Regions from separate parts of the Homo sapiens genome. Here region 1 is linked to region 2. Evidence: read pairs that join two places in POLR2A ChIA-PET (ENCODE). Cell type or tissue: GM12878. All regions are shown on one strand. Links, peaks and the distances in the headings refer to the core of each region. The heading gives the core; the rest is flanking DNA.

Region 1 (5,386 bases), core at 129-5,128, 53 kb after region 2:
TCCAAAATTAACCAACAGGTTATAAAAACAAGCAGTTAACTTTCAGACACTGATTTATGAAGGCAAAGCTTTTCAGAAACAGGACTCTCTTAATAGTCTGATTTACATTCATATCAATACAAACACACATATACGCACAGCTATCAACACAGTCATCCACTCTACATCTAAAATGTCTCATTTCCTCCTCTTCATACCATCTGTTACTATCTCATCTTTCCTTCCCTGGGACATTCCAACAGTAAATGAATCAGTCCCCCTGCTCCAATTTGCCCTGCTCTAAAGCATCCTCTAATCTGACAACTGGAGTGATCTTTGTAAACCACAGATCTTGCTCTAATGTTCACAGTCACCTCCCTTCTCAACCACATCCACCACCCTCATACCTCCTCCAATCTAGGCAGGGATCACACGCTCAAAAACTTACATGTGGCTCACACCTGTAACCCCAACAGCTCAGGAGGCCTGGGCAGGAAGATTGCTTGAGGCCAGGAGTTTGAGACCAGCCTGGGCAACAGTGAGACCCAGTATCTAAAAAAAATTATAAAAATAGACCAGATGCAGTGGCTCACACCTATAATCCTAACACTTCAGGAGGTTGAGAGATAAGGATCATTTGAAGCCAGTTCAAGACCAGCCTGTGCAACACAGCAAGACTTCGTCTCTACAAAAAAAAAATTAAAAAATTAAAAAATTAGCTGGGCATGGTGGCATGCTGCTGTAGTCCCAGCTACTTGGAGGCTGAGGTGGGAGGATGGCTTGAGCCCAGGAATTAGAGGCTGCAGTAAGCTATGACTGCACCTCTGCACCACTTCAGTCTGGGGAACAGAGCAAGAAGACCCTGTACCGAAAAATAAAATATGATTTTAAAACTTAGCCAGACATGGTGGCATGCACCAGCAGTCCCAACTACTTGGGAGGCTAAGGCAGGAAAATAGCTTACGTCCAGGAGGTCAAGGCTGCAATGAGCCATGATCACACCACTGTACTCCAGCCTGGGTGGCAGAACAAGATTCTGACCCAAAAAAATAAAAATTAAAAATGTATATGACCAATTAGATAAAGTGAAATTGGTCTCATAGGAGTTACGTACAGGAAAGTACAAGCTCTGACTCAAAAGGACAGCTACTACTGAGCTCCAATTTTCAAACAAAACCACAAATTAGTGTTTTCATATGAAATGTCCCAATTTTTAAAATCTGGCCAGGAGCGGTGGCTCACATCTATAATACCAGCACTTTGGGAGGCCAAGGCAGGTGGATCACTTGAGGCCAGGAGTTTGAGACCAGCCTGGCCAACATGGTGAAACCCCATCTCTACTAAAAATACAAAAATTAGCCGGGCATGGTGGTATGCACCTGTAGTTGCAGCTACTCAGAAGGCTGAGGCCTAAGAATCACTTGAACCTGGGAGGTGGAGGTTGCAGTGAGATCACACCATTGTACTCCAGCCTGGGTGACAGAGTGAGACTCTGTCTCAAAAACAAATAATAAATAAATAAATAAAATCCGTGTGGACCAGGCCAGGTGTGGTGGCTCACCCCTGTAATCCCAACACTTTGGGAGGCCAAGGAGGATGGATCATCTGAGGTCAGGAGTTCAAGACCAGCCTGGCCAACATGGCAAAGCCCCATCTCTGCTAAAAATACAAAAATTAGCCAGGCATGGTGGTGTGCGCCTGTAGTCCCAGCTACTTAGGAGGCTGAGATAGGAGAATCGCTTGAACCTAGGAAGTAAGGGTTGCAGTGAGCCGAGATGGCGCCACCGCACTCCAGCCTGGGCAACAGAGTGAGACTCCGTCTCAAAAAAAAAAGAAAAAAAAAATCCGTGTGGACCACATAAAATATGTTTGTGAAGCTCTACCTATCCACAGGTTATTAGCTTGCATCTTATGACATAAAGCAGGGATCCCCAACCCCAGGCTGTGGACTGGTATCAGTCTGTGACCTATTAAGAACTGGGCCTCACAGCAGGAGATGAGCAGGAGGCAAAGCTTTATCTGTATTTACAGCTGTCCCCTAACACTCGCATTACCACCTGAGCTCTGCCTCCTGTCAGATGATCAGCCCAGGCATTAGATTCTCACAGAAGCAGGAACCCTACTGTGAACTGCGCATGTGAGGGATCTACGTTGCATGCTCTTTAAGAGAATCCAGCTAATGCCTGATGTCTAAGGTGGAACAGTTCCATCCCCACTCCCCGTGCCTGGTCTGTGGAAAAACTGTCTTCTAGGAAACTGGTCCCTGGTGCCAAAAAGGTTGGAGACCAATGACCTAACGGGATAAAGTTCAAGATTTAGTTATAACCTGCCTTTTCAAATTCATCACCCATACTCCCTTCCACACAAGCAATACTCCGGCAATACACAGAATTACTTACTTGTCTCCCAGATAGACAACAAACACCACTGTCTGCAAACCGTTGTTCACTTGGTTCCCTTTGCTATGAAGCTCCACTATCCCAATACATCCATGTTTACGTCTAACTTCTGCTCGAGCCTCAAAGGGTAAGTTTTTTTGGGTTTTTTTTGTTTGTTTGTTTTTTTGAGGCGGAGTGCCACTCTACTGCCCAGGCTGGAGTGCAGTGGCACAATCTCAGCTCACTGCAACCTCCACCTCCCGGGTTCAAGCGATTCTCTTTGCCTCAGCCTCCCGAGCAGCTGGGATTACAGGCACCCACTACCATGCCCAGCTACTTTTTTTGTATTTTTAGTGAGACGGGGTTTCGCCATGTTGGTCAGTCTGGTCTCAAACTCCTGACCTCAGGTAATCCGCCCACCTCAGCCTCCCACAGTGCTGGGATTACGGGCGTGAGCTACCGCGCCCGGCCAAGGGTAAGTTTTTAAAATATCCCTTATGAAATTTCCTTCCTTTTCTAACTCCTACAACACTGTTTGTCTACTTCCCGTGATCCTTACAAGTTTTCACACTATGGTATACTTTTTTATGTAAAAGACTACAAGCTTCTGGAAGCAAGGTATGCATTTGATTCTGTTCTGTATTCCCCAAACAATACCTAGAACAGAGTACATGCTCAATAATGAATGGATGAAACTATTTATCTGCCTATTTAAGTAACAATGTGTATCTCAATTTGATGGGGCCATGATACCGACAAGGTCCCTTAGATTTGGAAAATTAAAAGGCTAACAGAGTCAGAAAAAAGTCTCTCTAATATTACATCTGAATCAGAAATAACATGAACTCACGGTTCTTTTTAAACATATTTCTTAGTTCTGTCCACTGAAAGGGTCTAGAAGCAATGACAACCCATGGCAATGATTTTAGTTTCTAAATACCATTCCTTACTAAAAAGAACCAGAGCCTTGGAGAAATGGCTGATTCCTGATCACCTTATGGAAATATAAGGTGAGTCTGGGACATCTTGTTGTGCCAAAAAAGCCAAGGGAAAACAAACAAACAAACAAAAAAAACAGTGATGGGGTCATGTCAAAATGAAACAGGAGGAGCTACCTAGAAAAAGTTATCAGTAGCCAAACCTGAGACAATCTGAGCATTAGCAAAGACTGTAATTGATTGTTAACACTGAATAAATAAAAGTCCAGGAGAGTATGGTGATATAAAAAAGGAAGGAAGAAAAATGGGGGCAGCCTGTGGGAGTGGCAATTTAAAAACTACAATTCTGGCACGGTGGCTCACGCCTGTAATCGTAGCACTTTGGGAGGCCAAGGCAGGCAGATCACTTGAGGTCAGGAGTTTGAGACCAGTCTGGCCAACATAGCAAAATCCTGTCTCTAATAAAAATACAAAAATTAGCCAGGCATGGTGGCAGGTGCCTGTAATCCCAGTTACTCAGGAGGCTGAGGCAGGAGAATTGCTTGAATCCAGGAGGCAGAGGCTGCAGTGAGCTGAGATCACGCCACTGCACTCCAGCCCGGGCAACAGAGCGAGACTCCACCTCAATAAATAAATAAATATATACATACACACATACATTCATACTACAATTTTGGCCCAGCATGGTGGCTCACGCCTGTAATCCCAGCACTTTGGGAGGCCGAGGTGGGCGAATCTCCTGAGGTCAGGAGTTCAAGACCAGCCTGGCCAACATGGCAAAACCCTGTCTCTACTAAAAATATGAAAATTAGCCGGGCGTGGTGGTATGCACCTGTAGTTCCAGCTACTCAGGAGGCTGAGGCAGGAGAATCACTTGAACCCAGGAGGTGGAGGTTGCAGTGAACTGAAATTGCACCACTGCACTCCAGCCTGGGCAACAGAGTGAGACTCTGTTTAAAATAATAAAATAAAAAATCTACAATTTTGCAACCCCTATTGTAATAACCGATTTCAGGATCAGGATAATGAAACCAATGAGTGAAAGGCTGTAATGAAACAGGGTATTTACAAGGTGCCAAAATAGTGTCCCATAGATTCCTCTCTAATAGCAGAAGAGAAAATTTTACCTTCATTATGGAGAGATCTGGCTGCGCCAAGGAATCAAAGTTAGCATTGCTCATAACGGGATAACCCGTCATTAAGTGCCTCCTGATATGACTCAATGTGAACTGCACTTCACCTATGATGAAGCATTCTCGTCAAAATGTTTAACCTGGATGCATCTCAATTAACTTCCAGTTTACAGGAAGTAGAGGAGCTAGAGAAACCAGTTAAATGACACCACGAGGAAATAATGAATGCACAAGGTTACACATCCTACAAGACAACCAGAGCTGGTCTCTTCAAACAAGTTAATGCAGGCAAAGGAAGGAAAAGGGTAAAGGAACTGTTCTTAAAAAAGAGTACAAGAAACATAACCAAATACAAAGGATGTACTTTGTTTGGATCCTGTTTTGTCGGTTTGTTTGTTTTAAAGAAGTGAGAGTGGTATCAAAGACATTCTTGAGACAATTAGGAAAATTTAGATTTAATTGATGCTTGATATTATATTATGGAATTACTTTAATTTTCTTAGATGTGAAAACAGTATTGTGGTTACACATGCATAAAGTATATGTGATTATATATAATGTGGTTGTATACACGGAGATATGGTTGTGTGTATGCATGTAATGGTTTGAGACAAAGAGAGAGAAACTATCCTTATTTTAGGAGATACATGCTGAAAACTTAGGGGTTAAGTATTATGATGTTTGCAACTTACTTTCAAATTTTTAACAACAAAAAAGGGAGGTAGGGAGGAAGGAAAAGACAGAGTAAGAGAGGGAAGGAGAAAAGGAGAGAAATGGGAAGGAGGGAAGAAGGGGAAAGAGGAAGAGAAGGGAGGGGGGTAGCAGAGAAATGACTCAAATATGACAAAATGTTAACAATTGTTGAATCTAGGTCAAGAGAGTATATAAATGTTATACTTTTTTACCTCAACTCTTAGATGTATATGATATTTTTCATAATAAAAAGTTAATGGAGGAA
Region 2 (5,386 bases), core at 113-5,112:
AGAAAAAAGTAAACAACACAATTTTTAAAATGGGCCAAAAACCTTAACAGTCACTTCACCAGAAAAGATATACAGATGACAAATAAACATGGAATATGGAGCATCTCTTCATAAGTCATCAGGTAAATACAAATTAAAACAAAATACCACAACACATCTATCAGCATGGCCAAAATCCAAAATGCAAACACCATGAAATGCTGGAGAAGATGTGGAGCTATAGGAACTCTCATTCATTGCTGGTAGAAATATCAAATAGTAAGGCCACTTTATTTTTTTTAATTTGTACAAATTTATGGGGTAGATGTGAAATTCTGTTACATGTATATAATGTGTAGTGATGAAGTCAAGGTATTTAGGGTTCCCATCACCAAAGTACAACACATTTTTGTAACTATATTCACCCTACTCTGGTGCAGTCACTTTGGAAGACAATTTGGCAGTTTCTTACAAAACTATATATACTCTTGCCCAACAATCTAATATTCATCCTCTTTTTTACTTGTCCAAATGAAGTGAAAACTAATATCCACAGAAAAACCTTAACATGGCTGTTTATAGCAGCAGTTACACATAACTGCTAAAACTTGGAAGCAGCCAAAATGTTCTTCAATAGGTGAATGAATAAACTGTGGTAGGGCCAGGCACAGTGGCTCATGCATGTAATCCCAGCACTTTGGGAGGCCAAGGCAGGAGACTCTCCAGCCCAGGACTTGAGACCAGACTGAACAACATAGGGAGACTCTGCCTCTACCAAAAAAAAAAAAAAAAAAAAAAAAAATTTAGTCAGGCAAGGTAGAATGCACCTGTTGTTCCAGCTACTTGTGAGGCTGAGGTGGGAGGATTGCTTAAGCCCAGGAGGTTGAGGCTTCAGTGAGCCACAATCACACCATTGCACTCCAGCCTGGGAAACAAAGCAAGACCTTCTCTCAAAAAAAAAAAAAAAAAAAAAAAAGTGTGGTACATCCAGACAATTGAATGTCATCCAATGAAATGAGGCATCAAGTCATCAAAAAACCTGGTGGAAACTTAAACATCTATTATTAAGTGAAAGAAGCCAATATGAAAAGGCTACACACCGTGTGATCCAACTAGATGACATTCTGGGAAAGGCAAAACTATGGAGACATTAAAACAATTAGTGATTGTCAGGAAGGATGGATAGGAAGCACACATAGAATTCTTAGGGCAGTGAAACTATTCTGTATGATACTGCAATGATGGAAACATGTTATTATATCTGTCCAAACCCAAAGAATGTACAACACCAAGAATAAATCCTAATATAAGCTATGGACTTCGGGTGATAATGGTGTGTCAAGGTAGGCTCATCCATTGCATCAAATGTATCCCTGTGGTATGGGATGCCCACATTGTAAGAGGTTGTGTGTGTATGTGGGTAGAAGGGATCCTAGAATCCCAGGAGGAAGTATTCTAGGATCCTGCAAGAAAAGAATTTTTAATAACATCCAAAGGATACAAAGCCTTTCCTCCCACCATCACCTGCTTATCCTGCAAAGGAAGCCATGCAGTAAAGAAATAATACTTTGATAAGGAATGCTCTTAAGCTAGGAATCTTATCAACTTAAACTACCTCAAACTGCCAGGTCTGTCTCAAAAAAATGTAGAGACACATGCAATTTTCATCTATTTAAAAAAAAAACTATACAGGGAAAAGTTCATTAAACTCCTACATATAAAAGAAGAGGCAGGGAGTAAGGGAAGGAGGGAAAAACAGAGAGAACTAAACAACATCCCAAACAAGCCTTTCTTAACTAAGGTTCTGTGAGATCATGAAGCCCTTATGAGAGTAATTTTGCAGACAGTTTTCTTAATTTCCCTAAGGATGGTACATAGATAATACCATTCCTGTCATGTATGAGAGACATTAATTCACTATATACAATGTATGCCTTAGTGCGTAAGCGCATACTGTTTTTGAGAAACCTGGTTGAAAAGAGCTACTGCAAACTGATTTAAATATGATCAAACAGGCATGTGATGTTACTTAAAAACACTCTGAAACACTGAATCAGAAATTGAAAACTTAAGACAGAAATGTACCAAAAACCAGAAGAAATGTAATAAGAATTGACCTAACTCAAAAAATAAAAACAAAATTATAACAAACAAGAATACATTAAAATACCCCCAAAACAGATAAAGCAAATGAAAATTTTAAAAATTTGAAAAGTAGGTTGGGCACATTGCCTCATGCCTTGTAATCCCAGCACTTTGGGGGCCGAGGCATGCAGATCACTTGAGGCCAGGGTTCAAGACCAGCCTGGGTAAAATGGTGAAACCCCAACTCCACTAAAAATACAAAAATTAGCCAGGTGTGGTGGTGCACACCTGAAGTTACAGCTACTTGGGAGGCTGAGGCACAAGAATTGCTTGAACCCGGGAGGCAGAGGTTGCAGCGAGCCAAGATAGCGCCACCCTACTCCAGCCTGGGTGACAGAGTGTGACCCTGTCTCAAAAAAAAAAAAAAAAAATAGAAAATTATTAGGAAACATTGAAGACAAGCAAGAAAACAACCCAAGAGAATAAAAATGAGATGAAGAAATAAGCAATATGGGCAGTGAGAAAGTAGTTAACATGGAAAACAAAGGAGATCCAACCTAAATATAATTGGAGTTTCTAAAGAAAAAAATAAAATAAAAATAACCTTTAAAACTATAATCCAAGCGGTTCCTAGGGTTGGATGGGTGAGGGATATAGGGAATGACAGCCTAAGGGTACAGTGGTTTTTTTTGTTTGTTTTTTGTTTTGTTTTTGAGACGGAGTCTCGCTCTGTAGCCCAGGCTGGAGTGCTGTGGCTTGATCTCACTGCAAGCTCCGCCTCCTGGGTTCATGCTATTCTCCCGCCTCAGACTCCCGAGCAGCTGGGACTACAGGCGCCTGCCACCACGCCTGGCTAATTTTGTTTTTGTATTTTTAGTAGAGACGGGGTTTCACCGTGTTAGCCAGGACGGTCTTGATCTCCTGACCTCGTGATCTGCCCACCTCGGCCTCCCAAAGTGCTGGGATTACAGGCGTGAGCCACCGCGCCCAGCCGGTAGCGTGTTTCTTTTGGTGGTGATACAAATGTTCTAAACTGACTGTGGCACTGGTTATACAACTCTGTGACTATACTAAAAATCACTGAATTGTACACTTTAAATGTGTAAATTTACAATATTTGAGTTATGTCTCAATAAAGCTGTTATTTAAAAAGAAAAAAAAACGATAATTCAAAAAGCTTTCCAGAGATAAAAGGAAACCTGAACTACATGTTGAAAGGGGCTCCAGGTAATAGGGGAAACTGGCCCACAGCAATAAACTCCAAGAGATATCCTAAGACAATTGTTAGACTTTAAAAATAAAGAAAAAATGTTTTCAATCCCCACCCCAAATTTTTTTTTTAATTTAAGAAGAAACCTTTAAAGAGAAAGAGCATTAATTGGATTGGCATCAAACTTCTCGAAACAACACACCAAGCAAGGCATCAGTGGAGCAGCATCTTCCAAAATTTTAGAAAATAAAGGGTAAAGGTTTCCTTGAGTAATCCTGAGATGATGCAAAAAATTGTCAAAAAAATTAATGGTAAACATTTAAAACAATTATGGCTCTAAGAATAAACAAGTCTGAGCCAGGTGTTGTGGCTCGCACCTGTAATCTCAGCACTTTGGGAGGCCAAGGCGGGCTGATCACCTGAGGTCAGGAGTTCGAGACAAGCCTGACCAATATGGTGAACCCCCATCTCTACTAAAAATACAAAAATTAGCCAGGCATGGTGGCGGGTGCCTGTAGTCCCAGCTACTCGGGAGGCTGAGATAGGAGAACTGCTTGAACCTGGGAGGCAGAGGTTGCAGTGAGCCAAGATTGTGCCACTGCACTCTAGCCTGGGCAGCAGAGCTAGACTCCATCTAAAAAAAAAAAAAAAAAAAAAAAGAATAAAACAAGTCTGAAGATAACAGAAGAATCACATGTCATATTCAGACAAAGAAATAACACAACTTTAAAACTGCAGGCCAGGTGCAGTAGCTCATGCCTGTAATCCCAACACTTTGGGAAGGCAAGATGGGAGGATCCCATGAGCCAAGGAGTTCAAGACCAGCTAGGCAACACAGCAAGACCCATCTCTTAAAAAAATTTAAAAATTAGCCAGATGTGGTAGCCCGCACCTGTAGTCCCAGTGACTTGGTAGGCTGAGGCGGGCGGCCCCAATCACTTGAGCCCAGGAGTTTGAGGCTACACTGAATTATGATCATGCTACTGCACTCCAGCCTGGGCAACATAGTGAGAGCCTGTCTCACCAAAAAAAAAAAAAAAAACAGGAAATAGAGGCATTACAAAAATTATAATTAAAACTAACAAAAATACAAACCTCTCTATAAAAAGAAATTTCAAAAATAAAAGAGCAAAGAAAGCACATCATGAACAGAAACAAACTAAAAGAAATGCAGAGAGACATGGATATAAATACACTATACACACTACTCTCACTACAAGACAGCTCAAGAAAACAAAAAATAAAAATTCATAAGCATCAGTAAGGCAGGCAGGTCTTACAGGATATGATAACCTGTTTACACAGACTAAACTTGCTTTTCCAGCACGTGTAAAAAATTTCTGAAAGCTTATCATATATTAGATCACAAAGAAATAAGTTCAATAAAAAAGAAAAATTAGAAAATAAGAGCCTCTGATCAAAAGATAATAAAACTAAAAGCAATTCCTAGAAAAAGAAGAACAATTCCTTCAATCAATGTTATGGAACAATTTATAGAGCTTCTGGCCCATTTGTTCTTTAAAGGTCTGGTGGAATTCTCTGTGAATCCACACTGACCTGATACATTTTTCTGATTTAATTCTTTGACAGGTTTCTCTATTCTTTTCTTCATAACTATTGTTGGATAAGAGAACTCAACATTCGAAAGATGACAGTTCTCCCTAATTTATAAGTTTAACATTTCCCCAATAACCCCACAAGAAAATTCTTTATGGAGCTAGACAAAATGATACTCAAGTTCATATTCAAAAGCAAACTTACATGAGTATTCAGTAAAAAATACAAAAAAAGAAAAGTGGGGAATCAGTCCTACCAGACATCAAAATACACCATAAATAAGCCTCTCTACTGAAAAGCAAGATACTTTCATAGCACATGAATACACAAATACTCCAGAGTAGGGTTGGCAAGCTTTTTCTGTAAAGGGTCAGATGTAAATATTTTGAGCTTTGCAGGACTCACTGATTTTGTCACAACTACTCAACTCTTCTGTTATAGGATGAAAGCAGCCACAGATGATATGTAAGTGAATGAGTGTGGCTGTGCTCCAATAAAACTTTATTTATAAAAACGCAGTGGGGGCCGGATACAGTGGCTCACACCTGTAATCCC

The links. Peaks named below come from ENCODE experiments on the same cell type or tissue, not always from the same donor. Only the 100,000 strongest peaks of a DNase experiment are listed, where the experiment ranks them.
Region 1: POLR2A ChIA-PET joins it to region 2 with 7 read pairs; 4 of 35 experiments call an interaction of 5 or more read pairs at or near these places.

Annotation. Positions count from the first base shown.
Region 1 is chr5:171,984,925-171,990,310 of GRCh38, forward strand. The region is part of intron 1 of FBXW11 (F-box and WD repeat domain containing 11); the gene reads right to left. Among named protein-coding and RNA genes, the nearest start is that of FBXW11, 19 kb to the right of the region's middle. RefSeq lists a silencer at 4,577-4,716. In GM12878, for the core only: no CTCF peak of the experiment used is centred there; a DNase peak (open chromatin) is centred at 4,537; H3K27ac peaks cover 1,281 bases.
Region 2 is chr5:171,932,200-171,937,585 of GRCh38, forward strand. The region is part of intron 2 of FBXW11 (F-box and WD repeat domain containing 11); the gene reads right to left. Among named protein-coding and RNA genes, the nearest start is that of FBXW11, 72 kb to the right of the region's middle. In GM12878, for the core only: no CTCF peak of the experiment used is centred there; no DNase peak of the experiment used is centred there.